Linked DNA regions of Homo sapiens: region 1 is linked to region 2. Evidence: chromatin contacts called from ENCODE Hi-C or POLR2A ChIA-PET data. All regions are on one chromosome and are shown on one strand. Each heading gives the region's core, a stretch centred on a gene start or an enhancer-like site at or near the end of the contact. The rest is flanking DNA. Distances are from core to core; before and after follow the strand shown.

Region 1 (5,100 bases), core at 2,036-4,535, 55 kb after region 2:
TTCCAAAACTTGGATTCATTCTTAAAGCACACAGAGTTGCCATTCTGGGTAGAATTCTTTACCTTCACAGTTTGTTTCTCCTTCAGCAAGTCTCTCGTTGCCTGATGGAGCCAGTGATTGTGAAGTTACCACCAGCTTCTAAAGATCCTGAGCATAGCCTTCTTCTCAAAAAATTATAAAGGAAACACTGAATTTCACACAGGAAAAAAGAGAAAAGGAGCATGAATTATTCAGAGTAATCTTCCCTTTTGAGGCCTTTCTTTTCCCTGAATATAATGATTCTTCTAACATTCTCATTTTTACTACCACAGTTCCGTTCTTGATCATATTACCAGGGTGAGGCCAAGCCCTCAGTCTTCACATTTTCATTAGACCTAGAAAAACAACGGGAAACAGAGAGCCTGTGCCTATTGCATCTGCAAGAGTTTTGGTTCAACCTCTGTGGGTCCATCTTTTCTTGATACAGTGGGCTCATACAGAGAAGCACTGATATTTTCTTTCTTTGGAAAACCCCTGATTTCTTAAATAGGAGTATATATCATAGAAATATCTTTTCTCTCATCCAGGAATGAATTCAAAGGCTATAATTCTTGGACAATTACAGTAAGTCCTCAGTTAATGTCATTGGTAGGTTCTTAAAAACTACAACTTTAAGCAAAATGATTTCTAGTTAAACCAATTCTACCATAGGCTAATTGATAGAAACAAGAGTTAAATTCCTATGATGTATTTCTGGCCACAAAAACATCACCAAACTTCTAAATAACGACCAAAGAACTTCTAATATTAATCATTGAAATAAATGTGAACTATGTATGCATTTAAGAAAGATTAATAAAAACAAGTAAGATATTTATTTACCTACTTCTTCCAGTTCAGTGCTTTGGTTGGCCATGGCCTGTCTCAGCAGCTCAGGGTGAAAGGTGGTTACCAACCCTAGCCAGGATGTCATCCCATTACAGGGCGCACTCACACACAAACCCATGCTCATTCAGACTGGGACTCTGTAGACACGCCAACTCATCTAACATGCATATCCCTGGGATGTGGGGGAAAACAGAGTCCCTGGGGAAAACCCACACAGACATGGGAAGAAAGTGCAAATTCTACACAGATAGTGACCCCAGCTGGAAATCAATTTTTTTTCCTCATCAATTTATAGTGAAACAGTGTTGAACAAAACAATGTTATTTGAGGACCTGTGGTATAGGTAAATGAGACTGCTAGGCACATTAGGAAAAGTGATTTTAAATTACTAATAGTAGTAATTTCAGGGCTGAAGTAAAAGGCTGCTTCTGAGTCCTTAGCTATACTTTATGTGAAAGTGACTACACAGAAGGTTCATTAAATAATTACCAACTTCTTTCCCTTAGAGTTCCTAATGGTTGGAGTATTTATTAAACAAGTAGGGCTGTGTGTATGTCTTTCCATCATGAAGTCTGTCAAAAATTTTAAAATAGCTGGGTGTTTCTTGAAATATTTGTCACATGGCAATTAAAACAAAGTAATGAAGAACATCTTGAAATTTCAGAACTGCTACAGAAGAAAACAAGCTTTCAATAAAATAAAAGAGACATCAATCACACATTTTACCCATTTATGAAACATGCTCAGGACAAGGTACTCAGACGTGAAGAAGCATTCCCAGGAACCATCTTGGAGAACTGGACTTGGTAACATGAGAGCTGGGAAGTCCCAATTCTTGGTCATGAAGAGTCTACCACGAAGAGAATTGGTTTGGAAACCAGAAGGCTAACTTTTACATGAGGCACCAGGGCTAATGCCCACAGATTTCAGAGAGGACAATAATGGGTATTTCTGATGTTGAAATCCTAGGATTGATCTGACAGCACAAACCAAATGCCAGCAGTTTCCCTGGAGTTCTGCTGCGTGCTTTTGCCAACCCTGATGATCCAGAGGACCTCACATCTCAAGTGGCTCCTATGGTGAAGGAACTACGGAGTTTCTCTGAGCACCTAAGATTACTCTGCTTCAAGGAACTCATGAGTGTGTGGACAGAAAATATCTTTGAGGGATTCCCAGGAGTGACTCCAATGAAAGACCAAGAGAGTGAGTACACATAGGCTGTTGTTCCATTTCTCCAGAGGCCTTTCAGACCTGATTTAGGCAGGACAGAATTTCTTTGGAAGAGTCCCTGAGTTCCACATTTCTAGAATTCTACAACCTGAATGGTAGGTCTGGCTGTCCCTCCATCAGGCTGTACTTATTTAATAAATACCCCAACCATTAGGAACTCAAGGGGAAACGAGTTGGAATTAGAAGACACTGTTTTTTGGTTCTGGTTTTTTCTTTTATGACCAGCTCATGTCAGGTCCCAAAACGAAGAGGAGGGCAGGTCTCAAACTAGGAGAAGAGATTTACACTTTCTCTCACCAAAAGGAGGATTGTAATCCCCCAAATATGGTTGATCAGTGAGTGACCCTTGAGTTAGCAGAAGCTGGAGCTACTATGTAATGGCCGTATGGATGAGGAGACAGTCAGAGGCAAGGTGTCCACATGGTTCAGTGAGGGTCTTCCTCTACCTTTAGCTTGGCCTCTTTGAACATATCTAATTGCAGTCTTCCAGGGTAATTTTGAAGACAGAAACTTTAAGATGATAATATCAGCTTAATAAAGACAGGAGGTTTTGTTCCCATCTCCCCCCGTTCTCTTCTGGCCCCTGCAGTATCGTCAGCATAATGCCCAACACACAGTAGGTGCTCAATAAATATCTGTGGAGTAAATACAATGATGCTATTGCTGGAATTAATGGATAGTCAAGCCAGCTTCAGGAAAGGGTGTGGAATTGTCACAAAAAGATTCTTAAAGGAAACACGGTCTATCAATTCTGCTTTTAGAGTGTGTGTATGTGCTAACAGAGTTCAATACATCTCTTTCCTTCTTCCTCTAAGTCACACAAACATTTTTTCCTGCTTATATAATAAAATACAGTTATTTTTAAAAGTTTAAAAATAAAGTCACCCTTCAAAGAACAAGTGAATACATATATGAAATACGGTTAGAGATTGTTTTGAATCATTTTGGAATTTGAAGATGCTTTCTCTTTTTGCAACACTACTGATGAAAAGCTTAGAGTTTGATAAATTATAAACCTAATGAGGCTTCTAACTCCTCTAGCTAGTCATTAGCTGCCAGGAAATGATCATTATTACTTAATTATAAGATGAAACTAAACATTGGGAAACGTTGAAAGTGATCTGATTGGCCAATACACTAAGGACTAATTTCACAGGCATGCCCTCTACATACCAATTAAAGCTGCATCACCATAATAAAATGCTGCATGCTGTTGGCTGTGTTCTATGTTGTCATTTTCAGATTAGAACAACAAAAATAATTCCAGTCTAGGGCACTTCCTGGCCACCAACGTCTGCTAGGACTTTCTATACCTTGGAGGATAAGGTCTCCTCCTGAGGGCTTATTACTCCTCAGGAAATGCCCCAAATTCTATGCACGAAGTAAGAGGCACTTAAAAACAATAAAGGCAACAAATCAATCAATTATCTGTTTTCCTAGCTGTCAGGTAGAAAAATACCAAAATGCTTTCCAAAAGGAAAGTGTACATACGTGACACTTTCATTTTGATTTTGAGGGACAGTTTATTAGCAGAGTGAGAATGGGTGTTAGGGGAGAATATTGAGGACTAGCACTCCATTAGTATGGGCTCTACTGGCACACAGATTTAAAAACACCATTAAGAAGGGTTCTCCAGGATAAAATTTTCCATTCTAGCTCAATGCATTATAACATCTATGTCATTCTATACCAATACTGATTTGATAAAATGTCATCTGCTTTTCCTTTCCGGAGTCTCCCTTCCATTTGCCTGGTATTAAAGGATAGCATATTGGTTGAGACTAGGGGCCTGGAGCTCCCAGACTGCCTGGGTTCCAATCCCAATGCTATTATTTAAACATACTATTGGGTATTTGGGTGAGAAGGAGAGAGAAAATGAAGATTTTTTGCTGAAACAAAGGCACCACCCAACTCAAGTACAAGGTGTGTTGCAGAATTTCTTTTCTTTTTTTTTTTTTTTTTTTTTTGAGACGGAGTCTCGCTCTGCCACCCAGGCTGGAGTGCGGTGGCGCAATCTCGGCTCACTGCAAGCTCCGCCTCCCGGGTTCACGCCATTCTGCTGCCTCAGCCTCCCGCATAGCTGGGACTTACAGGCGCCCGCCACCACACCCGGCTAATTTTTTGTATTTTTAATAGAGACGGGCTTTCACCGTGTTAGTCAGAATGGTCTCGATCTCCCGACCTCGTGATCCGCCTGCCTTGGCTGGGATTACAGGCGTGAGCCACCACGCCCGGCCAGTTAACAAGATTTCTTTTCCTTTTTCTTTTTCTTTTTTTTTTTTTTTTTTTTTGAGACTGAGTCTTACTCTGTCCCCCAGGCTGGAGTGCAGTGTCCCTCCACTGCAACCTCCACTTCCCAGATTCAAGCGATTCTCATGCCTCAGCCTCCTGAGTAGCTGGGACTACGGATGTGTGCCACCACATAGAGACTCACCAAGTTAGCCAGGATGGTCTCAAACTCCTGGCCTCAAGAGATTCCCCCGCCTCAGCCTTCCAAAGTGCTGGGATTACAGGCATGAGCCACCGCGCTCGGCTGCAAGATTTCAATTGTCAATTGATCACCTGGAGTTTAGAATAGTCGTGTGACCTTATCAAAAAGGGATTATAACAGCTCCTACCTCCTGAGGAATTGTGAGGATAAAATGAGCAAAAACACCTTTAAACTGCACACTATGTGCTCTATAAATACTGGGTTTTTCTTATTATTGCTTTTTGTTCTATTTGAGGGGTAGAGCTGCAGGAAACAGATCCAAGAAATTAGTATTCAAGATTGGTAAAGGCAACATGGATACTCATCAAGGTGTCTCCATGAAAACTTAATCCCCCCAAGTAGACACAGCAGATCAAATTTCCTAGGAATATGTATTAGTTTTAATTCGCCTTTTTAAAGCCTAATAATTGGGAGTTTTTCTACCAATACTGCTTGTAGTCCTGCCTCATTACCGTATCACTAGCTAAAATGGTGATAGAAACTCCAAACATAAATTGTCTGTACTTGTCTTC
Region 2 (5,767 bases), core at 1,562-4,061:
CCTGCAGGAGGAAACAGCTCCTGTTCAAGTGATACTACAGAAGGGGAGGAAGGTGTCAAGGCAATTGAGGTCACACAGTGGTTAGAATTACAGGATACTTCTGTCAAACAGAAAGTCAGAAGAAGCGGCAACCCATGAAATCCTGACCTTCTGGAAGTCACCAGCAAAACCTCAGCACTGCTGGACTCCAGGGAAACATCCTCGAACAGAACTTACAAGAATAATTGATTTTGGTCAAAGGTCTGTATGGGTTCTGCATGAAAAGGGAAAGCAAGAATAAACATTGAAGAGACAGTAGAATGTTGATGTTTTAAAAATGTAACCAGATTTAACACATAAGACAGGATTCTAAAAATAACACTAGGTTAAAAGTGGAGAAAACTCAGGCACACTCTTCACACACACCCTGCCCACCTTTCAGGCAAAACTTTTAATTCCCATGAATCAGTTCATTTACTTTAAAATCACAGAATTTATACTGTAATTCACCTATACCTTCCCAGAAAGCAGTTAAATCATTGTTGATTTTCTATCCATAATAGAAAAGGATTGGTAACTCCTAAGAATAATTTAACGTATCTGTTACCAAAAGAAGAACTTTGTTTCACATAAATCAAAACAGGGCTCCACCTCCTACTGGGCTCAGGTACTTTTGGCAACCTTAATTTGCTTTGGTCCCAGGTCACAGAGGACCTGGTCCCAGGTCAAAATTGAGGAATTCTAAACAAATTTTAGAATTCCTCAATTTTGAGGTTCAGAGTAGTGACCTAGTCTTCCTTTATCCAGACAGTACTGCACTGAAGCCATCCTAGGCAGATGGATGTTTATCCTATTCTTAAAATCTCCAGGGAAGTGAATTCTCTACAACATCCCTTGGTAACCTTCTCCAGGGTTTTATCAAATGTATGGTGAGGAAGTTCTGATGCAGAAGCCAATAAACATATTAACCATATGAGCCAAGCCACAAGCACTGGAAAGGGGTATGTGTTTGGGCACCTCGCCTTAATGGTAGAGAGATGTATTTACAAAATAGGCTGTACAAACAGAAACCATTTGCTGGGAGCAGATGTGGGAAGTTGATTCAAGAGAAATTGCCACAATAAATTCTGTTCCAACTCATGGGCAATGTGAATAAGTTATTGTTGGTTATAACATTTTTTTAAGTAAGTTTATTTCCTTGTCAATTCCTAGCTTTAGTTCCTAAACCAGGATTGTTAGCAATGGAGAAAAAAAAAAGTCCATAGCTGAAAAGTTTTCAAATGACTAGGATTCTGTGAAAAACTAGGTCTTAGCAAACAAAACATAGATGTTGTTATAAGAGTTTATTTCTTTCTCTGTATATTACACCTTTTCTGCAACGATTGTGTAATATTTTTATAATCAGAAAAAAAAAGGTAACCATCAAAATAAATTTAAAATGTAAACCAACTTCTGGTGAAATTTTTTGGGGGAAAGATCTAGCCATATATCCGACCAGGGTGCTTTTAACTGGAAACGGACATTTAACTAGGCTTTAAAACAACTAATTAAAAACAGAAAATGCACAGAACTCTCTCTGGCAGCCTCTGTGCTAGGACTTCCTGTTGCACCCCCCGATATCACAGCAATCTCTCCATGGAGATGACCCGCATGCAGGGCACCCATTTGCTCCCAGTGCAGAAGCTCCCGTGCACACAGTGCGCCACAACAACACTACTATTTAAAGGGAGAGGGGAAAAAGGTAATGCCAAAATACATCCTAGAGGAAGAGAAATACATCCCACCCCCAGAGAGTGCTCCAGGTGTTGAAATTTTGTAACCACTCCCCTCCCCCACCAGCAAAAGTTTTATTCCTCTGGCAATTCGGAGTAAAGCGAGCGTCAGGTAGAATTTCATTTTCATGATTTAAGTGTTGCTGCAGCACAAGGAACACACTATTTAAGTAACTGTCTTAAGATCTGGAGCAAGTGGGGGTTGGGGGTAGGCGTGCCCCTCAACGCACTTCAGGAGCCTTTCCTACAGAAACAAATCCAGTAAAATTAAGAAAGGCAAGGAGTTCTCAACTCAGCAGGGGCCCTGGTGGGAAGCAATTTATCAAAATTAAAATATTTCACAGATCATTTCTTCCGAAAAGTTTTCATGCTGTCAATAATCAACAATTATTTTCCTCTTGGAGTGGCAGCTACTGCCTCTCTGATAAAAAGCCAAGGCCTAGGAGTGTCAGGAGACCCTCGGAGCACGCCACCTGCCCCCATCAGCCGGGGTGCTGGCCGTGAAAGCCCCTGGGAGCCATCCTCCAGACAGGGCTTTCCAGAGTCGCCGCAGAGCCCGAAATAGACGCGCTCCAGAAAGCAGCCGGCCGGCCCCCGCCTCCCTCTCCGTGCCCAGCCGCCCTCCTCACTCACCATCGCCGCTCGCCTCGCGGCCGCCGCCCCCGGGCTGCTCGGGGCTCCAGGCCGACGCCAAGTTCAAACTTCGCCGCCGCTCCGAGGAGGCGGCGCGCGGCATCGCCGGCGGGGCCCAACGCGCTCAACAATGGGCGGCCCAGCAGCGCCCTGCGCCACCGCGCCACCGCGCCGCGGCTACAGCTGCACGGTGGGCCGGGGCAGCGCGGCTGGAGGACGCTGATCCCGCGCGGCGCGCCGAGGGTGCGGGGCGCTCGCCCACCTCTCGTCCCGCCCGGGCCCGCTCAGTCCACCCCGCGCCCGCCGCACCCGAGGGGCCGCGCTGGCTCGGCGCTGGCTCGGCGCTCGCTCGCCACCAGGTAATCCCACAGGAAGCCTCCCGGATTGGCCCGGGAGCTCAGGACCGGATTTGCATTTCAATGGCAAAGAAGGCTCCCTAAGGTTTGAAAACGGATTCTGGGGTGGAAGCGTCGCGCTCCACTCGCCCCTCCGCGGTCCTTGGGTCCTTACGGTATTAAGGGGACCGGACCGAAGCACACACCCTCAGTCCCTCTGCCCATTCAATCAGAAAGGTGCCTTAATTAACCTCCCCCCGTTGTAAAATGCAGAGGAATCCAAAAGCAAAATATCAACTTTAAGAAGCCCGCGCTCGCTTTTCAGAGGCTATACAGTTAGTAATTGATCAAATGAAGCATGAATGAAGCAAGGTAAAAAGTTCACAGCTAAAAAAAAAAAAAAAAAGCTCGCATTACAAGGAAAATAACCATCCTTTTTCTCAGCATGCCCTCTTCTCAGTGTAAGTCACAGCAGAGATGCAGGTGGTGGTGAATGCCGCTGAAGCCTTCCTTCCGGGCCTGTTTTTGTTTCCATAAGCATCGTCTCTGATTAGACAAGAGACGTGATTCTTTCGGTCGTCATGACTGTAATTTCGAGAGATTTTGGATTCAGCTTTGCAAACTTTGGAATTTTAGAAAATATATCCATTTGCATTTGTTTTGCATTTATGATATAGGCGTCCAGTTAATATTCTAAAGGAAGGGATGGTGCTAGTTTAAGTTTCATCTTTCTTCAAAGGTTCTTCCAGCCTCTTTCAACGGAGGTAGGAATTTTTTCCCCTCAGAGTCCTCTCTTAATTGCTCTCACGTGTCACCTCCAGAGATGAAAGTAACAGTAAGGTTTGAAATTGGCTTTATTCTCATTCAAGCAGAATCCCTGTTGTTAAATGTCCAGGTTCTATATTTAAGGTAATAAATATGCATATAGACACAGAGAAGACCTCACTAGGTAGGAAATAGAAACCTCCCTTACCAAACAGCTGATACCACATTTACCTTTACTTGTCTGTGCTCTTATATCCTGACAGAATGCAGGAGCATTAGCAGCCATGGCAACCACTGAATAAACCTCTTTACTGAAACCTTCATGGACAGGCTCCTCCCTGCCATAAAGTATTATCCTCCTTAAAATTGTATTTTGTTTTACCTATGGTATCACAAGCAGGTATCAACACATACACAGCTGTCACACAGTCATGGGGTAACCACAAACATTGTTGCTAGGCATTGGAAGCAGAGAGGTTAATATGGTTTGTTCTGTGTCCTCGTGTCCTGTGGCAATCTTGTTTGGGGGAGAGGGAGGTGATGTCCAGAACTTAAGCTTTGAAGAAGTGGTCAGCCCTTGCAGTTTATAACGCACATTGCCGCTGCCATTGCGCGTGGGGGGGAGTAAGAAGTATTAGCTGGAGAACACAGCCAGGAGCTCTGTGGGCAGAACAGATAAGGCCTCCTCTCCTGCTGCTGCTTTATCTTGTTTTCTAAGTGCTCTGGGTCAGGTGAAATCTCATAAGGGTGGAACAGATCCCTCTACTTCTGTGTGAAACATCACTGTAAATTGGTGATTAAAAACACAGTTTGGGTCCAAATCTCACCTCCCACACAGCATGGATGTTACACCAGTGAAATTCATCACTATGACCAGAGGTCCCTGGGCTTCCTTTGTAACATAGATTCTGGAAAAACACTTTTAACTTGTATCTGCAATGTAGAGGCATCATCCGATATTTTTAGATGGAAGCAAACAACTTGTCTCATGGGATCAAAAGTAAGACATGAAGAAATTTCAGCAACAATACAAAATTATGCTAATGTCTCTCTGCATGAGCTGGGGGTTAGTTTGCTCAACTGGTACCTCCGTTCTCCTTGTCTGTCCCTTCCTCCACAAGACGAAAGAATGACCTGAAATAGTTACACATATCAAGTGTGTGTATGTGTAAACTCCCAGCCACTATTAAAGATGTTCTCTGTAAAATCACACTGCCCTTTAGTTCCTGTCTTAAGACTGCTTTCAGAAATAATGCATCACATTAGAATCGAAAGCATTTTACTTTTTATTAAAATCAAATATATTAATGAAGAAATAAAGCTTTAAAAATGCGAAAATATTTTGTGAGAAAGTTACACATAGGAAAAAGGTGCACAGCCTGTCTTAGAAAGGGTGTGCATGGCCAGTCTGGAACTTGTAATTTGTACATTTTTTCTTTTGTTTAAAAGTTTTTATTTTAAATATTTTAATGGACAGATGATTCACATGCCATTAAAATTTACACTTTTCAAAAGACGTTTTTAAATAGGTTATCATTTTTTGCTCCCTTTCCTTCGCCAAAGCCACCTCTGGTGCTGGAGTGTGTTGTGGGAAGGAAAGACCAGAGAGACTGGAATAAGTCCCCAACATGGTCCTAGAGCAGCACAGCACCCACCTGCACAGAGGTACACCAGACTGAGGTGTGCAAGGTCCCGCAGGTGGTCCTGAGTCAAAACCAGGGAGTCAGTGACAGAACCCACAACACTGGCAGCCAGAACAGCACTGTGTGCATTTATGCCAAGTCAGTTTCCTCCCTTCTCTCTTAAACATTTCAACCTACAAATCCAACTGTCAGTGAAAGATAAATATAATAACCTGTAAGAAATATTTAAAATCACATCAAATTAGAGTATGCTTATTGAGGATCTAGTATATTCAGAGGGTCTGATTCATATAGATATTGAGAAGTTTGTTTTTTTACTACAGTTGATTAGTTGGGAGGGACCTGTGAGAATGAGTATCTTTTTTCAGACAAAAAGCTCTAGAAATTTCAGATTATTGTCATACATCTCAAAATTCTAGATTCAGCACTTATTCTTTGAATTATTTCATCTTAATTTAAAGTCTAATACATTTTCAATGTAAGTCTAATACATTTAATTAATTGTATATTTAAAAAGACTATATCTAGAAATCATACATTATTTGGGTTCTCAATTTATTCACAAGTTTAGCTTTTTTTATATATATTATGGCAATTTGGTTTTGTAACATATGTTATACTTTAAAATATTCAACTAAAT

Evidence for each region. A loop is a pair of places that touch in the nucleus more often than their neighbours do. ChIA-PET counts read pairs that join two places held with the same protein, here RNA polymerase II (POLR2A). Pooled maps may share reads with other maps.
Region 1: a loop to region 2 is called in a map of mammary epithelial cell, with 3 times the contacts of the local background. The contact joins two enhancer-like sites. A Hi-C loop is called at or near these places in 7 of 168 maps with a recorded cell type or tissue (Calu3, PC-3, esophagus muscularis mucosa and 4 more) and 5 of 50 pooled maps. POLR2A ChIA-PET finds 5 or more read pairs at or near these places in 10 of 52 experiments (AG04450, BJ, CD8-positive, alpha-beta memory T cell and 6 more).

Annotation. Positions count from the first base shown.
Region 1 is chr4:76,632,621-76,637,720 of GRCh38, reverse strand. The region is part of intron 2 of SHROOM3 (shroom family member 3); the gene reads right to left. It overlaps LOC105377290 (a long non-coding RNA gene), which reads left to right. Exons shown (of 4, transcript XR_001741404.2): 3 at 1,532-2,070. Among named protein-coding and RNA genes, the nearest start is that of MIR548AH, 60 kb to the right of the region's middle. Within about 2 kb of position 3,285, at least 2 of the 41 ENCODE cell types and tissues checked have a DNase peak (open chromatin) inside an H3K27ac peak, as active enhancers do; they include PC-9 and mammary epithelial cell, where a contact is called at or near this core.
Region 2 is chr4:76,686,320-76,692,086 of GRCh38, reverse strand. The region is part of intron 2 of SHROOM3 (shroom family member 3); the gene reads right to left. Among named protein-coding and RNA genes, the nearest start is that of SHROOM3-AS1, 110 kb to the left of the region's middle. RefSeq lists a silencer at 2,411-2,590 and an enhancer at 2,504-3,026. Within about 2 kb of position 2,811, at least 21 of the 41 ENCODE cell types and tissues checked have a DNase peak (open chromatin) inside an H3K27ac peak, as active enhancers do; they include PC-9 and mammary epithelial cell, where a contact is called at or near this core.